2 separate regions of the Homo sapiens genome follow, and region 1 is linked to region 2. The links are chromatin contacts, found by Hi-C or POLR2A ChIA-PET in ENCODE. All regions are on one chromosome and are shown on one strand. The core of a region is the stretch at or near the end of the contact, and the rest is flanking DNA. Distances in the headings are between cores, read along the strand shown. Region 1 overlaps LRRFIP2 (LRR binding FLII interacting protein 2). Region 2 overlaps EPM2AIP1 (EPM2A interacting protein 1).

Region 1 (4,438 bases), core at 1,134-3,633, 140 kb after region 2:
CTGATTTTGGGGGAGACAAATATGAAATTAGGGTTATTCCCTCAAATTACCTCTTTTTGTTGTCGTTCCAGTTCTCTCATGCGTATATCTCTTGCTTCTGCCCGGGCAGCCCGTTTTGCTGCCAGCCTTGCCTCTGCCTGAAAAGTAATATAAAACTCAGCTTTATACAACAAAAACAAAAACAACCTGTACACCAGATTTGAAAATAAAGAATGGGACATTACCACGCAAAAGGGGTGGGCAGGAGAAGATATTATCTATCAGCAAGCAAGTTTGATTGATTGTTTTAATCAACTCTTATAAACTCATTTCTTTCTCTAGTTCCTAAGTCTTTCCTCAAATCCGGGCCTTTACCTTTAACTTCTTGTTTGATTACACACTCAACACATTTCATACAGTTTGTTATATGCCTCTCCAAACTTACTCTTTTTCCAGAATTTTTTCCCCATTGATTCAATCATATAAACTAGAAACTTCAGAGCCAACCTCTCTTTCATTTTGGACACTGCCAATAATCAGTCTCCAAGTACTGACAATTCTCTACCACTGAGTCTCTATCAAACCCATCTCAGCTTTCTTTATTCTCACTGTTCCTGCTCATTTCAGGAACTCTTCATCTCCCCACTCCCCACCTCTGTTTTAAAATTGAGACAGAATTCACATATCATCAAATTCACTATTTAAATGTATACAATTCCGACTGGATGCAGTGGCTCAGGCCTGTAATCCCAGCACTTTGGGAGGCCAAGGCAGGAGGATCATATGAGGCCAAGAGTTTGAGACCAGCTTAGGCAACATGATGAAACCCTGTCTCTACTAAAAATAAAAAAAATAGCCAGGTGTGGTGGTGCACACTTGTAATCCCAGCTACTTGGGTGGCTGAGACAGGAAAATTACTCGAACCTGGAAGGTGGAGGCTGCAGTGAGCTGAGATCATGCCACTGCACTGCAGCCTAGATGACAGAGTGAGACGCTGTCTCAAAAATAAATAAATAAATGTATACAATTCTGTGGTTTTTAGTATACTCACAGGATGTGCAATCATCATGACTAATTCCAGAACATTCTCACACCCCAAAATGAAACCTGGTACCCATTAGTAGTCATTCCCCATTAACCCTTTCTCCCAGCTCCTGGCAACCACTAATCTACTTTCTGTGTCCATGCATTCGCCTATTCTGGACATTTCATATACATGGAATCATACCATAGGAATTCTTCATCTCTTGCTTACAGTTACCTCCAAATCCATCTGCCTACTTCCAGAATCTGCCTTATAATTTATCTTCTACATGGTTATATGATGGACAAATCAGCCTTTCAAAATGTATTATTTCTGATCACATCATTCCACTGCATAAAATCCTCCACCAACTCCTTATTACTTATGGTTAAAGCAAAAATTCCACAGAACAGCACAAAGGGAGGAACAGAAAGAAGAAAGGTAAAACTGAAATAAGGCTCCTCACAGTCAGGTCCCCACCTTACTTCCAAGTCCAGTAGTTCCCCCCTTATCTGTTGTTTCAGTTACCCATGGTTAACCAAGGTACAAAAATATTAAGTGGAAAATTCCAGAAATAAACAATTCATAAGTTTTAAATTGTACGCCATTCTGAGTAGTATGATAAAATCTCTCAGGACGTCAATCATCCCTTTGTCGAGTATATCCATCCTGTCTATGCTACCCATTTGTTAGCTGTCTCAGTTATCAAATCACAGTGATTGTGTTGGAGTAATCCTCATTTTATTTAATAATGGCCCCAAAGAGCAAGAGTAATTCTGACAATTCAGGTATGCCAAAGAGAAGCCACACAGTGCTTCCTTTAAGTGAAAAGGTGAACGTTCTACCTTAATAGAAAAAAGAATCATGCACTGAGGTTGCTAAGATCTATGGTAAGAACAAATCTTCTATCCATGAAATTGTGAAGAAGGAAAAAGAAATTTGTGCTAGTTTTGCTGCCGCACCTCAAACGGCAAAAGTTACAGCCACAGTGCATGATAGTTAAGATGGAAAAGGCATTACATTTGTAGGTGGAAAACATGAATAGAAATGTGTTCTGATTGATGGCAATCAGGTTTGCTACTATCCACAGTTTCAGGCATCTGCTGGGGGGCTTGGAATGTATCTCCCATGGATTGGAGGGGTGGGGACTACTCTACTTGCTCCACGTGTACTGGGTGCATCCCATCTCTCTCCATTCCTGGACTCTATTGTGTTCTGTTACGCCTCTCTTCACAAACTGTTTGGCAGGAGCTGTTCTCCTTTCTCTTATTCAGTAAAATATTACCTTCTATGAAGATTCTCCCCAGTCCCTCTTTCATAAAGTAAGGCTCTATACCCATGTCTCTATTGCGGCTTTATTATGTTGTATTAAAATTCCATGCTTCTCTCACCCCACAACTTTTATGCCTCAAGGTCTGCTAAAAAAAAACAAATGAATTGCAGGGCATAGGTCACAGTATCAAGGAAATGAGATAAGGAAATAGCTTAATGTGCCACATGAAACTTAGAAATCTTCTGTCTGCTTTCTATATGGTAGTGGAATGGTTTCCTCTGTCCTTGGTCACATCCTAACTCTGATTCAGACTATCCCCTCTGATAACTATAGTTGTTGTCTTCCCATGTTGTTATATTCGTGCCCAAGTCTCATAGTAAGAATAAACTCAACCAATGTTTAAAAGGATCTACTACATTAAGCAATTATGCTAGGTGCTGAAAATACAGAGTAAAGTATGACATCTCTGCCCTAAAGCAGCTCACAAAGTTGAAGAATACAGAGACACAATGCTTATGGGAAGGAAGCATGTAGGAGGGAGAAATTAGTTTTGCCTGGCAAAGTCACAGCAGGCTTCTAAGAAGCAGAGAGAGTTAAATAGTTAACTGCTACTCAACTATTCCAATTGTGGCAATTTCCCAGTCTGTGTAACTGGTCTTTTAATAGAAAAACCCCTGCAAAGTAAATTGTAATCTACCAACCGTAAGCTGTAACCACTAACAATCTAGAGAAATTAGTTTTCTCCCATGAATTTTACACTGGCCTCCGTCTTTTCAAAACCTATGCTCTGCTTCAAGTTATCTGCCTTCTTCACCCCTCTATGAGTAGACACTAGTTTCTTATTAGAGTTTTTTTTTTTTAATAGGAAACACTTCAAGGCTTTTAAGCTTAAGTAGATAGCAAATGTATTTTAAAATCACAAAGCATCAAAACTTTCAAACCTTTTTAAGAAAGCCCTATCAATGTGTAGGAATTTTCATTTACATGTATATTAAATTGTACCTGAAGCCTCCTTTAGAAATTTAATTCAAGAATGCTAATTTTATCCTTCTAAGATTTGTCTGTGGCCAATTCTGTACAATCTATATATACTAAAATGAGACTTCCTTCATAAAACCCAACTTAGAGATAATTAAAATCTATTCTTTAATAAGACATTTTTAACTACAAAAAGGAAAGGAACAGAAAGAACATGGGCTTCAGAGACACACAAACACCCTTCCCTTTGTTACTTAGCCAACTCAGATGTTACCTCCCTTGGAGACTGTGTTGAAGAGAGGCCATTAAAACCACATGCTTTAAAAGAAATAAACAGGATTTAAAACTACTTTATCTGGTTCTTTCTATACATTATTACTAGATGCTTGAAGCAACATGGATAAGCAGGAGTAGCAAGGAGCCAACACTGATTCCAACCTAGTAGACGAAATATATGCTCTATAACTTATTGTGATATATTTTAAAATTATTTTTGAATAGACAATTATGGGTACATAAAACATACTTCTAGGTAGTTAACACTAGCATTTTTACCTCAGAATACAATCAGATAAAGAGCTGCTACAGATTCATTTTAATATACACCTCATACATACAAAATAAATGGGATATAACAATAAAGGACAACCAAGATTTAACTAAATTCACAGTAAAGGCTGGGCGTGGTGGCTCACGCCTGTAATCTCAGCACTTTAGGAGGACAAGGCGGGCAGATCACTTGAGACCAGGAGTTCAAGACCAGCCTGGTCAACATGGCGAAATCCCGTCTCTACTAAAAATGGAAAAAATTAGCTGGGCGTGGTGGTGCATGCCTGTAATCCCAGCTACTCCAGAGGCTGAGGCATGAGAATCACTTGAACCCTGGAGGCAGAGGTTACAGTGAGCCAAGATTGCACCACTGCACTCCAGCCTGGGCAACAGAGTGAAACTCTGTCTCAGAAAACAAACAAACAAAACAAAATAAAGTTGGCTAAAACACACAATTACCATTTGATCCAATAATTCCACCTATGGGTACATATACAAAAGAACTGGAAAGCAGAGACAACATATATTTATATACCAATGTTCATAGCAGCATTATTCACAACAGTCAAAATGCAGAAACAACCCAAATATCTATCAATGGACGAATGGATAGACAAATTATGGTATACACATAC
Region 2 (4,090 bases), core at 231-2,730:
TAAGCCTGAAAAGCCTCAGTTACCCAGAAATTAAGTTCAGAGAGGCATGGGAACAAGAAGGCAAAGGAATACAGCAAACTTTAGAAGTATACATTAACTAGATGTCACTTTTGGGTCATCTCCCTTTGGGTGATAAGGACATTCTGCAGGTGTAAAAACAAGTGAACTGAATATATAGTGACCAGAAGGGCTGAGTCAGTCTTCTACTTTGTTAAATTTACTTACTTTTAAATCCCAGAAGAGCCAAAAATCATCTGTAAAGGAAAGTAGCAAGTAAATAGCATGCCATTTTCTCCTAGTGTTGATGCCTACAAAAGGAAAAATGATTATTAACTCTTAGGCGGCATTATCTTTTTCCAATACTAAATGTAACATTTAGTAAAAACATATTGTTTTAGTTCACTAAGTAGTTGTCTAATCTTTTCCCTCTATATGTAGGTTCCTTTGGAAATTTAAAAAAAAAAAAAAAATATATATATATATATGACACTGTTTACAAAGGGTAAAAAAAAATAAGATTCTATACATGGATATGCAAACTTAATATTACATAGTGGATTTGGTGTGTATATTTGGTTTTGAATCCTGAGTTTACTACTTACTGTGTTTACCAGGGAAAACCGCAATTTGTTATCCTTCTCTCCTTTCATACAACAGAGAAAACCACAATTTGTTTAACAGTCACATAATACATATTTAAGTCACATGCTAAGCACTACACTAAATTCTGAGAATACAACGAGGTCCCTAGTTACAAAGAACTTGTCTTCATTTTTCAATTAGTAATATGTGGATAAAAGTTACCCAATGGACAGTCTAAGGCAGAATGACTGTGAAGGTCAAATAAGACTGTGAAAGAGCTTCAAAAATTGTAAAACACTACACAAATATTCGTTTGTCCAAACATTTATTGAAATGCCAGGCATTGTGCTAAGCACTAGAGATATAACAGTGAACAAGGCTTATATGGTCCCTGCCCTTACAAAGCTTACAGTCTAGCAGTGATCAATAAGCAGTAACAATAAAGTGTGCCAAGTGTATGTCTGGGAAAGAACAGGGTGTATAGGGAATGGATAGTAAGGGCACCTAATCTAGAGGGCATCAATGAAGGTTTCCTAGATGAAGTGGCATACTGAGACCTTAAAGATGAAGATAAATTTGTATTGTACCCTAAGAGCAATGGTGAAAGCAATGCAGTGACATGATCAGTAAGTCTTTTGGAGCAATTTGGTTGTAGTGTAGAAAGGAATAAAAATAAAAAACAGGGAGACTAATAAGGAGGCTGTTGCTATAATTTAGGTAGGTTGATGGCCTGAATTAAAATGGCAGCATTGGAGAATTGGTAAAAAGGACAAATGAATGGTTGGTAGTGGTAATGCCATTTAGTCAAAGAGGAAACATGAGAGGAGGAGCAGGATTGGGGGCAAGATCAATGACATGTAGTGCCTGAGACAGCAAAGAGCATTTGTTAGCAATTAGATACATCAATTAGGGAAGATCTAGAAAGGAGATATGAATCTGACAGTCATTTGCATATAAATGGTAAGGAAACCATGGAAGGAAATGAGATCAGCTAGCGAGCTGACACAGAACAAGGCAGTCTAAAACAAATTTTTTTAAAAATACGAAGAACAGATATTGAAGGGAAGAGGTGCCTGCAAAGACTAAGAAAGCACACCTGGAGATGGTATCTCCTCAAAGCTAAAGTCATCAAGTGTTCAAGTGTTTCAAGGAGGGTAAGACTATTAACAAGGACTTAGCATAGTAGAGCAATTTGAGTGGCAATACGGGACACTGGGAATACAAATCTGTCAAGAAAACTAGTAGGAATGAGCTATAGGACAGTAACTGGTAAGGACCTAATAATTTTTTTTTTAATGTACGTATTTTAACTATATTCACTGCTACAACAGGACCAGTAACAACTATATTTATTTAAAAAAAAAAAGACTGCCATGCAGTTACAGAATTACTTAATACAGAAAACAGTAAAATACACTTTTTTCTTTTTCTTTTTTTTTTTTTTTTTTTACAAACAAGACTAGCTTATAGCAAATTCTCTATAGCTAAGGGTCAATTTAAAATCCTTGGCTTATATCTCCCCCTCACTCAATGACTACATGATGCAAACTAATTTTATTAACACCTTAAGCAAAACATACTGGAATTTCACAAAATGTACAAGATTTCAATATTTAAGGAACTGGGGTTAGAAAGCAGAAGTGGCTTTCAGGTCTTCCAGTCTTTCTCTCAAGTAATAAAGCTCTGCTGTGAATATTCAAAGCTATTGGGAAATTACCGGTAGATTTTTCTGTTTTTTTTTTTCGGTTTTCCACTATGTTGTTTCTCTAGATATGTAAGCTTACTCTATTAACCAAAATCTCAGCTTGACCATTCTTGATAAGTACCTAATCGACATGTAACTTTTTTTCTGCCTTAAATATGTATAACAGGACAGAGCCCTTAAATCTGATTCAATTATTAATTCCTGATTTACAAGTGCTATGGTGAGCTAACAGAACTTATCAATGCCTTTATTGCACTTTACTAGCCAAATTTAGAAGGTTGGAATTAGTCTCTCCTATCTAGTATTCTGTCAGTTTGCCCAGCTTGTACTTTTAATTTTGCTTCTAATGGTAATCTGCCCTATCCCTTGAAATAAAATAATCTACATTTTGGGAGGGCTAATTCTTCATTGTGCCAGGCTGTCCCATGCACTGCAGGGGTGAGTGTCTTTAGGCTTAAATGCCAACAGAAGCCCCTAGTAAATATGACAACCAAAAAAGTGCCCCTACACATTTCTCAGCATCCTCTGGAATGACAGGTTACTGCCTCTAGTTGAAAGCCACTGGCACAACTTTGGTTTTTAAGCTCTTATGCCATTTATTTTAATTGCCCAGACATCAATTCCACCTAAATTCTTAGTCATAGCCTGGTTCCTTGAATTTGCTGGATTAGTAACCACAGATTAAGGTGTTTCAATAGTTAAGACAGGACTTTGGAACAAGAGTTTTTAAATTGTATAATACTTGAGAGGATCTATGAATATAAATTGGGTCCTGTTTATAATTAGTTTTACATAATGAACTTTAAGATTGCCTTTTCATGGTGAACAGAAGTTTGGAAATTACTGTTTTGGCACAAAGCAGATTATCTTAGTAGAAATACAGAATTACTGCAATCTGTGAATAAGACTGCTTTTAAATATTTCTACTTGTGTGCTATCTTACATATAGAATGTGTACGACAGTTCCAAATTTTAGAATAAATCCATTTCTAGCATCTAACAAAATCTGATACTGTATCATTTTAAAACAAAGTGTTTACTTTAGGCAGGATTTTTTAAAATAAAGCAGCAATACCCACGCAGATAAGACAAAAAAGCTAAAATATCTCACACCTCCTAATCCTGGAGTGCAATCTTTTTTCCTCATCGTTTTTGATAGGGCCAAACTTGTGTCTACAGTAAAAAAAAAAAAAAAAAGAATTACTAACTGGCAACCATTAAGATTCTATACTTACCATAGTCCTTTAATAGGCAAGCTGATAAAATAGCCCCCAGTTATTAAAAAAAAAATCCAAGGAAAACCCCCAATAATTAGTCTTATCTCCAAATTGCATGAAGTCTCCTATATCTGAAACTTAAAAATGATTCTAATGACTTCCTCTATCAGTAATGTGTTATCACTGAGGTGGGTGATGGGGAGGGAAGAGGGAAGAAATCTGTCAGTATTACCTTCGAACTCAGAAATGTTTAAAAAAAAGTCTCAAACATTTTGATGGTTAGACAAAACACCTCCACTGTTATGTATGGGCTTCCTTTTTGGAAACTTATGAACTTGCTATGTGAGCTTCTGCAAATTGGTTCAAAAGCACATTTAAGGAGTTGATAATTTAAGACTATATGAATCAGAATTTTAACACTCCATTAAAATAAGAGCTGAAATTTTTGGCATTTATCTTCAGAACACCTAAAAAACAGACTGCAAATTCAACTCACATTAATACTAAATCTCTTTAAAATTAACTATATCATAAAAGACAATGACTTTGTCACTAAACTAAGTTTTAAAAAAGGTGGCATTCTCAT

What was found. Hi-C counts contacts between places; a loop is a spot of excess contacts on that map. ChIA-PET counts read pairs that join two places held with the same protein, here RNA polymerase II (POLR2A). Pooled maps may share reads with other maps.
Region 1: POLR2A ChIA-PET joins it to region 2 with 11 read pairs in A549. The contact joins two enhancer-like sites. A Hi-C loop is called at or near these places in 1 of 37 single-sample maps with no recorded cell type and 3 of 50 pooled maps. POLR2A ChIA-PET finds 5 or more read pairs at or near these places in 4 of 52 experiments (A549, CD8-positive, alpha-beta memory T cell, PC-9 and 1 more).

Annotation. Positions count from the first base shown.
Region 1 is chr3:37,129,013-37,133,450 of GRCh38, forward strand. LRRFIP2 (LRR binding FLII interacting protein 2) reads right to left here. Exons shown (of 28, transcript NM_006309.4): 3 at 51-137. Among named protein-coding and RNA genes, the nearest start is that of LRRFIP2, 43 kb to the right of the region's middle. Within about 2 kb of position 2,384, at least 4 of the 41 ENCODE cell types and tissues checked have a DNase peak (open chromatin) inside an H3K27ac peak, as active enhancers do.
Region 2 is chr3:36,986,976-36,991,065 of GRCh38, forward strand. It overlaps EPM2AIP1 (EPM2A interacting protein 1), which reads right to left. Exons shown (of 1, transcript NM_014805.4): 1 at 1-4,090. Among named protein-coding and RNA genes, the nearest start is that of EPM2AIP1, 4.1 kb to the right of the region's middle. Within about 2 kb of position 1,481, at least 3 of the 41 ENCODE cell types and tissues checked have a DNase peak (open chromatin) inside an H3K27ac peak, as active enhancers do.